Regions from separate parts of the Homo sapiens genome. Here regions 2 and 3 are each linked to region 1. Evidence: chromatin contacts called from ENCODE Hi-C or POLR2A ChIA-PET data. All regions are on one chromosome and are shown on one strand. Each heading gives the region's core, a stretch centred on a gene start or an enhancer-like site at or near the end of the contact. The rest is flanking DNA. Distances are from core to core; before and after follow the strand shown.

Region 1 (3,084 bases), core at 252-2,751:
ATAAGAATACAGCCTCTTGGGCAGACACTGACATGTGCACTCGAGGCTGCCAACCCAGAACAAGATGAGTTAAGGGTCTATCAGTTCCCGACCATTTCCATTTGAGGCCCTGGACCCTACCAAACCCTCCATGATGGACAGATACCAGGAATGCCCAAGAGTGCATCGTGCTACACCCGGAGTGACACTGTACAGGAGCCATACAGGAGCTATAAGAAGTGCTGCTTCTTGGCCAACAGGCACATTGTGCTGGCATGAAATCTGTTAATTTGTGTTATTTATAGTTACTCTAGCCTCACTTTTTTTTTTTCCTTGTTTGTTTGTTTGGTTTTTTTTTTTGGAGGCATAAAAGGGAAGGGGGGAAGGCTTCAACTGTCTTATTTTACCAACATCAGAAGACTTAACTCTGACCCTTAGCCCAGATGGGCCCTACATTCACCAAGTCCCCCAAGGCCAGAGTCAAGGGCAGATGCCCTTCAGAGTTACAAAGGATATGAATAAGTGAATGGGCAAGAGCAGAACAGACAGAAAGCCAGTCCACAGGGACAGGCCCACAGAAAAGTCTGTCAAAGAAGCCGTCTAAAATTCGTACCAAGGCCTATTCAACTGGGAAGAGAAGATAAATTCTGGGAGTTTTAAATTTTTTTAATTTACCAGCTTCAGTTGTGTGATGGTTAATATTCAATGTCAACTTGATTGGACTGAAGGATATAAACTATTGTTCCTGGGTGTGTCTGTGAGGGTGCTGCCAAAGGAGATTAACATTTGAGTCAGTGGACTCGGAGAGGCAGACCCACCCTCAATCCGGGTGGGCACCATCTAATCAACTGCCATCGTGACCAGAATAAAAAGCAGGCAGAAGAACGTGGAGAGATTAGACTGGCTTAGCCTCCAAGCCTCCATCTTTCTCCCGTGCTGGACGCTTCCTGCCCTCAAACATCATACTCCAAGTTCTTCAGCTTTGGGACTCAGACTGGCTTCCTTGCTCCTTAGCTTGCAGATGGCCTACTGTGAGACCCCACCTTGTGATCGTGTGAGTTAATACTCCTTAATAAACTCTCCTTTAACATACATCTGTCCTATTAATTCTGTCCCTCTAGAGTACCCTAATACAAGATGACATTAGTTTCCTTTGAGAATATAACCAGGAAGGTACACAGCAGTAATTGGCAAAGAACGATTTTTTTTTCCTTTCAAAAGGGGGTGTTTCTCCCAAATTCCATCAGTAGAGACCACTGTAAACGAAGTGGACACCCATTTCTTTTCTAGGTAAGAGGAAGAGGGGAGGGTGGCTGGCATAGAAAGTCACATAAACAACAAATTAGGGGCAGAATCTTCCTATGAAGGCTATCTTAATGTATTACACATTCCTCCTTATTCAATATAAAAGAACATGTAGTGAAGGGAAGCATGCATGTAATGTACATGGCTGACCACTGCCCAGGAGAAAGCTGAAACGGCTTAGATTGGCACATGCTGCCCGGTGTGGCCCAGCCTGTCTCTAATCTCAGCCCTCCAGCCCCACCCACCACCAGCTGCTGGTCTTCTCACACCCTCTACAAATACCCTGGGCAGACAGCACTTGTCTCCTGTTCTTTAGTCAGGAAACCTCGTTACCTATCAAGACTCAAATCAAATGTTACTGCTTTTGAAATGGGTTCTCTGATATCATCAAAACAAGCATTTTCTGCTAAGTTATCACACTAGAGTTTTCCATGATTTGTACATTACTGCCTTACAAGCATGTCTCTGGCCCTCAAGTAAGAGCTCTTTGAGTGCAGAACCGTTTCTCATATGTCTTTTTATACCAATGCTAAATAGATGTGGGATGTAACCAGCCTATAGAGGATACTTGTTTTACTGCAAGAACTAACAAATTCATTTATTATTAATATCTCTGTTATGCACAGTGACACTGAGAAATACTTCACCCTCAAGGGCTAACTGCCCCAAACAAGGCATAAATCCATATGAGTCGGTAAGTTTTCCCAAATGAAGCAATTCAATTAAATAAAGTGCTAAGTAAATATACCACAAGGACTGATGGGTTTGTTTAAATAAATAAAATACCTCAGTAGGGTGAGAATAGAGTATTCTGAGCATAATATCACCAAGTACACTTAAAATTTACACACAGAATCACTTTTCTCTAAGAATAGTTCACAGAGCTGTTTCATTATCTTAACAAAGTCTGTAAATCTCAGAGGTTCTCAGGTCCAAGGACTCTCTCCCTCCTTCCACTTGCACCCCTGCATGGTTTTGCAGAGAACATTCTGAGAAACCGATCTTGAGAAGCATGAAAAGTCCTGAAAGGTTGAAAGGTCTTCTCTGGATTAGTAACATTAAAAACAACTAATGTGTGTGCTGCTTTAAAATGTTCAGAGTCCCACTTCTGTTCTGAGTTAACCCACAGAGCACTCCTATGTGTCAGGGCAGACACAACCACAATCCTTTGCTCACAGAAGAGGACACTGGGTCCAGAAGAATGAGCGTCACACCCAACCTCACCTCCTTACTAAGTATGTAATGAAGACTCCAAGCCTGATGGATCTTCAGTCATCTATGCTTTCTCAATACGACACGTAACTAAGGTCCTAAATTTTACAAAGAAAAAAAATTAAGAGGTGAGAGGGCGAAGTCAGCAGCAAAGATGAAAGTGAAAATTCTCTGCCTGACAACAAACCAGAGTGACTGGAGAGGGCAAGCCTGGGCCAGCACTGGTGTAGGGACCTTGGGGCAATCCCTCAGGGAAGGCCAGGCCTCGGCATCAGAGGAACACTTCAAGTTTCAGGAGACGATTCCCTTTCTGGGTATAACATCAGAGCAAAGGTATAGCTTCACCAGCCAGTAAAAACAACAGCAGAAAGCACAGCTCTCTTCCTACTCATCTAATGGAATTGCTGGCCGCCGCAGGGCTGCTGGCTTACTATAGTCATTTTTATGTAGGATCTTAGACGTGCATCACAAGCCAATACTGACTCCTGGGAAAGAGAATCTTCTCAGGGTGGTCCTCCAACCAGAAGTGAACACTGACATTTCAAAATGACTGTTAGAAGATGGACCACAAACAAATGACTCTGCCTG
Region 2 (3,084 bases), core at 258-2,757, 200 kb before region 1:
CCTCACCACCTCACGTCCCCGGCCTCTCTCCTACTGAAAAAGCACACCCAGCCCACCTATGCAGCTCCAAGGGGCAGCGCGTGAGAGAACTCCTGTAACACGCAGCTGTCACTCTGCTACAAGGCCACAGTTCCACAAGACACCGTTCCAAGCAGTATTATTTACATAGGCCGCACAAGAATCTTGCCCTCTGGAGTTGTGCAGAGGCAATACTGCTAACCTACCTCCACTTGGCTTTTAAAATCTTTAAAACATCCACATAGGTCTGATATTTGATGCCATTCCAGTTTCCCAAGAGGTGCTAAAGCAACATACCAAAGTCAGAAACTTCTAAGGAAGCAGAAGGAAAAACAGATCTCTCTGTCACAGGCACTTGCGCTGAGGCAACAGGCCTGGGTGTCACTTCTCTGACCACGTCCACAGCCAGAGAAATCAGCAAAGATCCAAAGCAAAACCCTTCTGCCTCAAAAACCGCATATAAGCCAAGAAGCGCGCCCAGGCCCCTCGGAGGCTGCCTTCAGTGCAGGGAGCCGGCCCTGGAAGCCTCCTGCGCCAGGCGCGGCTGCACATATGGGCCACTCCTTCTCCCGGACTTTCTGCAACTCCACGCGGCGCTAACCCTCTGGTTAACTCCGTCTCCTTCTTTTCCAGATGCGCCCAGGGGGACACCTAGGCGACTGCTGGGTCAAAAGCAAGCTTTAGGGATGGCGTCCACGAGACCCCAAACAGGTTTTTCCTCATTAAAAACCCTGGACTTCAAAGAGGTAAAGAAAAAAAAAAAAGCCCAAAGTCAGCAGATCGTAAAACGCATAAAACTCATATAACTCGACACCCCGAGTCCAAAGGGGCTGTTGCGGCAGGCTCCCCGGTGCCCACGTCACCAATCGCCTCTGAGAGCCTCGCACCCGGCGCTGGGCGAGACCGCAGGGCAGCGCGGGGCGCTCTCGATACCGAGGGGACGACGGGGCGGGGCCTTTCCGGCAGGAGAGGCTGCCCGGGAGGCGGCGGGACTCCGTGCGGGCGGCCACCCTACGCCGGGGAAGGGCCGCAGCGCCCCCGGTTCTCTCGGCCCCCCGGTGAGCGCTGTGGCTCGCAGCCCCGTCCCGGAACCCCGACCGCATCCCGGTCTCTAACCGCGGCCGGGCGGGCAGGCAGGAGGGAGCCCCGGCCCCGGTCTACTCTCGCCCCGCGCAAACACCTCCGCCTGACCCGCCCGCGAAGCCCCCTTCAGCGCCCTTTTCCCTGCCCCCAGTTCCACGTGGGCGCCAGGGACCCTGCGGCACGGCGCCGGGAGCCAGGGATCCCCAACTTTCGGCCGGAGTGTCCGGAGAGCCAGCCAGCCCGCCCGCTCGGCCGGGGACTCACGGCTCCATCTCGGCGCCCAGAGCCCTCGGCCCCGGCCCGCGCGTCCCGAGCCCGCCAGGCGCCGCGCAGCAGCCTCGGCAGCGGCAGCCGCAGCCGGAGCCGGAGCGACAGCGGCTGAGCAGCGGCCGGCCGCGGAAAACTCATCAGAGCGCGACGCCGAGATCACGTGCGCGGAAGCGACTCTCACGGCGGAAGAGGGCGCGGCGCGGTGGAAGCGGGGCCGCGGGCGCGCGGCGAGGGGGGTGGCCCTCCTTCGTGGCCCCGTGCCGGGGCGGAGCCCCACGGCCGGGAGCACCCAGGCTAGCCCTGAGCTGGGGCTCAAGACAGAAGGAATGAGTGAATGAATGACTTAGTTTACCTCTTGTCCCTAGGGCAGGTAAACAGCGCATTCATTCACTCCTACTTCCCGAGTGTCGGGGCGTAAGGATGGGCCTCGGGAGTCCACGAATGCCCTGCAGTTGTCTGGAAAACACTATGGGTGTCTGCATTTTTCTAGGGAGAGGAGCTATAGCTGTATATTCATTCCCTAAGGGTCTTGTGACCCCAAAAAAGGTTAAAAGCCAGGACAAACTTCTGCCACCCCGAATGATGACAGGAACCTTCCGGGCTCTTTCTGGTAGCTTCTCCCGCAAGCCGCTTCTAGACTGCAGCTAGACCAGTGGACCAAAAGCACTTTCCTGATTTCGCATCTTGGCTCAGTGTTCCCCATTTCTGTAATCAAGAATGGATGAGAACCAAGGTTTGGCTATTTCTGAGATTCTCTTTGGAGCATTACTCAAAATGTCCCGTGTTCCCGTGTGCTGTGGGTTTAAAGTCGGTCTGCATGAGTTAAATAAAGGACTTCCAAGCTTCCTTTGCAATGTATCCTCATTCATTCACTAAACTGTAAACAGGCTTACTATTGGCAGAAAAGTGTGGACATGAATAAGGAACAGTTCCTGCCCTCAGTGAAATTACAGGCAAAGAAAATTACCAACAGTAAGTTAGGTAGCCTTAGCTCAGGGTGCTACAGTGAGGAAGGGTGCCTAACTCGCCTTGGGGGAGTGGAGAAGGTAGGGGACAGAATGCAGAGTTTGGGCTGAATCTGGAGGGTGAGGTGGATATTAGGAAGAGGGGGGTTAAAAGGGGGAGATACCAAGCAAAGCACACCCTAAGCCAGGACACCAAGGAATAGTTACACAAAATCTCATTAGTGCTCTGAATCCTAAACCGCAACTCTTCAAGGAATAACAAAAGATTATTTCTTAAGTTCTTTTCATACATAAGCAGAGGGAAAGGGTTCTTCATAGCAACAAGACCGGAGAACAGAAACTGGGTACCTGCAGGGACAGACTGTTCACAGGGACGTGGGGCGCGGGAAGGGGTGAGTCGGAGGGAGTTCTATGAGCTAGAGCAGGGGTCCCCAACCCCGGAGCCTGTTAAATTACAGACGTGAGCCACCGCAACCAGCCCAAACATGCGTTTTCATGCAACACCTTCTGTTAAATGTTTAGGCCTGAGGATGCCTCCCTACTTGAGTCCTTACATAAGGAGCTGCAGCCTGGCATAGTTAACATAAAAGAGAAGACACCCTAATTGAGGAGGATGCTTTTGTAACAAACAGCTGAGTCTCAGCCAATCACAGCCAGTGAGCTTCTGTCATTGGCAGGTGGTTAGCTGATTCAAATAAGCTAGAACATAAACCTGTAACCAGTTAAGCTGTCTCTGCGCCTCAGTTCC
Region 3 (3,084 bases), core at 165-2,664, 140 kb after region 1:
GCTGGAGTGCAATGGCACGATCTCGGCTCACTGCAACCTCCACCTCCCGGGTTCAAGCGATTCTCCTGCCTCAGCCTTCCGAGTAGCTGGGATTACAGGCGCGCACCACCATGCCCGGCTAATTTTTGTATTTTTAATAGAGACGAGGTTTCACCATGTTGACCAGGCTGGTCTCGAAGTCCTGGCCTCATGTGATTTGCCCACCTCGGCTTCCCAAAGTGCTGGGATTACAGGCCTGAGCCATTGCATCCGGTCCTCAATGACTTTTCTATGCACTGTTTGTTACCAGGTCTTTGTGGATGATGACACTATTTTCCAAATGAAGACACTGAAGCCTTAAGACAAAACTTTAAAAAAAAAGATCATAGATTGAAATGTGATAAAGGTGTCATTCATGAAATTAACAGAAATCATCAGCACTGTAAAAAAGCAGATGTCAAAAAGACAAAACCTAGTGAAAATACACTGGCACTCACATGCTCTTAGGAAAGTAAGCCTTCTAATTAGGACTGTGTGCCATTATCACTTCTATTTTGCAAAATTGTCCATTTTTATGTAAATGCTAGCCATTTTCAGTTTTACTCAGTAAAAAACTTAGATTTTGTAACTGCAAACTTCATACTCTGCAACTGATGTTTATTAATAGGACCAATGGATACAAATGTCATGTCATAACTTTATACTGTAATTAAGCATTGCTCCAAAGAGAATCACTTAGCAGACACTGAATAAATAAATTTTGTTATATTAAAAAAAAGCCACGCACTGTAGCTCAGCCTTGTAATCCCAGCAATTTGGGAGGCCTAGGTGGGAAGATAGCCTGAACCAAGGAGTTTATATATATATGTATTATATAACATATATAATACATATGTTATATATGTTATAACTGGGCAACACAGGGAAACGCCCATCTCTAAAAAAATTTTTAAAAATTAGTCAGGCATGGTGGCACAGGCTTGTAGTCCCAGCTACTCAGGAGGCTGAGGTGGGAGGATTGCTTGAACTTGGGAGGTTGAGGCTACAGTAAGCCATGATCATGCCATGGCACACTCCAGCCTGGGTGACAGAGCAAGACCTTGTATCAGAAAAAAAGAAAAATAAGGTAAACAAAACAAAAAAAATTAGATGGAGGAAGATAATCTCTGAAAGACTTAAACATTTAAGTATTATATAAGTATTAGACCACAAAAGTAAGCAATCCCAGCAGTGATTTATCTATGTCGAAATAATCTTACTCACAGCTGCAAAATCATGCAAGTGTTTTGGGTATTGCAGCAGAGACAGCTAATTGTACACCACGAGTCCTCTCATGTGATAGAACTGTAACCAGGAAGTCTCTGCCCAGCAAGAGACTGTATTTCCTAGTACCTCCCTACCTCCAAGTGGAGCCATGTGACTGATACTTGCAATCGGAATGATGTATCTCACTCCTGGCCAAGGCAGTTAAGAAATGGGTGTGTTTCTCCACATGTTCTCTTCCCCTGCCAGCCAGCTAGGTGTAAAGAACTTGAGGCCCTAGAGAATGAAGCCACCAGATGGAAAGGGCTGGGATTCCTGAATCACTTGTGATGGAGGGCTGACTACCAAGAAACATCTACATGGGACTGCTAAAGGAGTATAAAATAATCCCAGTGAAGTGGGAGCAGAAAAAAAAAAGTTAAAAAATAAAGACAAAAAACAGAAGAATAAAAACAATTTTAAAATTCCATTTTGTGAAGTCTCTGAAAACTACGCTAATATTAACATAGATACTAAGCTATTTTGAAGCACTGAAGCTCTACGTAGGCATCAGGAACATTTTGGGCCTTAGGAGAAAAAAGAGCAAGTTTCATGTTTACTGTTTTTTCCCTATTCCCATGCCGAGCCCAGCAGCAGGTAGTGAGTATGTGATGAATAATTGAATGGATGGTAAATAAACAAATTAACAGATGAATGGATGAGTGAATGGATGGATAAATTAGGAATTCACATAAAAATTGTCTTATTTCATTTTCTGTTGCTCTAAATGGAATATCACAGATGGGGTAATTTATTAAAAAGATGTTTATTTGGCTCATGGGTTCTGGAGGCTGGGAAGTCCAAGAGCATGGCACCAGCATCTGGTGAGGCTCATCCCATGGCCAAAGCCAGAGATGCAAGGCATCACATGGCAAGCAAGCACATGAAACAGAGTGGGGAATTGGGGTCGAACTTATCCTTGTATTAGGAGCCCACTCCCTCTAAAACTAAGCCACTCCCATAATAATAGCCTTAGTCCATTCAGAGGGCTGAGCCCTCATGGCCTAATTACCTCTTAAAGGCTCCACCTGTCGGCCAGGCACAGTGGCTCACGCCTGTAATCCCAGCACTTTGGGAGGCCGAGGCAGGTGGATCATAAGGTCAGGAGATCGAGACCATCCTGGCTAACACGGTGAAACCCCAACTCTACTAAAAATACAAAAAAATTAGCCGGACATGGTAGCAGGCACCTGTAGTCCCAGCTACTTGGGAGGCTGAGGCAAGAGAATGGCATGAACCTGGGAGGCAGAGCTTGCAGTGAGCTGAGATAGCACCACTGCACTCCAGCCTGGGAGACAGAGCAAGATTCTGTCTCAAAAAAAAAAAAAAAAAAAAAGCTCCACCTGTCAATGTGGTCACAATGGCAATGAAATTTCCTTTTTTTTTTTAAACAGTGTCTTGCTGTGTCACCCAGGCTGGAGTGCAGTGGTGCAATCTCGGCTCACTGCAACCTCCACCTCCCAGATTCAAACGATTCTCCTGTCTCAGCCTCCTGAGTAGCTGGGATTACAGGCGCACGCCATCATGCCTGGCTAATTTTTGTATTTTTAGTAGAGATGGGGTTTCACCAATGTTGGTCAGGCTGGTCTTGAACTCCTGACCTCATGATTCGCCCACCTCGGCTTCCCAAAGTGCTGGGATTACGACGTGAGCCACTACGCCCAGCCAGCAATGAAATTTCAACATGAGTTTAGAAGGGGACATTCAAATCATAGCAAAAGCTACAATAGTCTCAAATAAAATAATACTAAACATTTGTGGGAAAGGTTCTACAGATTAACTAGTATTTATTTATGTATATTT

The links. Hi-C counts contacts between places; a loop is a spot of excess contacts on that map. ChIA-PET counts read pairs that join two places held with the same protein, here RNA polymerase II (POLR2A). Pooled maps may share reads with other maps.
Region 2: a pooled map shows a loop between it and region 1 (2.9-fold over the local background). The contact joins the promoter of TMEM181 here to the enhancer-like site in region 1. A Hi-C loop is called at or near these places in 2 of 50 pooled maps. POLR2A ChIA-PET finds 5 or more read pairs at or near these places in 3 of 52 experiments (HCT116, OCI-LY7 and activated B cell).
Region 3: a pooled map shows a loop between it and region 1 (3-fold over the local background). The contact joins two enhancer-like sites. A Hi-C loop is called at or near these places in 3 of 168 maps with a recorded cell type or tissue (HepG2, IMR-90 and K562), 2 of 37 single-sample maps with no recorded cell type and 9 of 50 pooled maps. POLR2A ChIA-PET finds 5 or more read pairs at or near these places in 7 of 52 experiments (B cell, BJ, HEK293T and 4 more).

Annotation. Positions count from the first base shown.
Region 1 is chr6:158,357,353-158,360,436 of GRCh38, reverse strand. The region is part of intron 1 of TULP4 (TUB like protein 4); the gene reads right to left. Among named protein-coding and RNA genes, the nearest start is that of SNORA116, 36 kb to the right of the region's middle. RefSeq lists an enhancer at 2,510-2,759. Within about 2 kb of position 1,501, at least 6 of the 41 ENCODE cell types and tissues checked have a DNase peak (open chromatin) inside an H3K27ac peak, as active enhancers do.
Region 2 is chr6:158,558,514-158,561,597 of GRCh38, reverse strand. It overlaps TMEM181 (transmembrane protein 181), which reads right to left and starts at 1,507. Exons shown (of 17, transcript NM_001376852.1): 1 at 1,366-1,507. The coding sequence starts at 1,373. RefSeq lists an enhancer at 1-477 and a silencer at 897-1,816.
Region 3 is chr6:158,217,686-158,220,769 of GRCh38, reverse strand. No RefSeq gene overlaps it. Among named protein-coding and RNA genes, the nearest start is that of GTF2H5, 51 kb to the right of the region's middle. Within about 2 kb of position 1,414, at least 3 of the 41 ENCODE cell types and tissues checked have a DNase peak (open chromatin) inside an H3K27ac peak, as active enhancers do.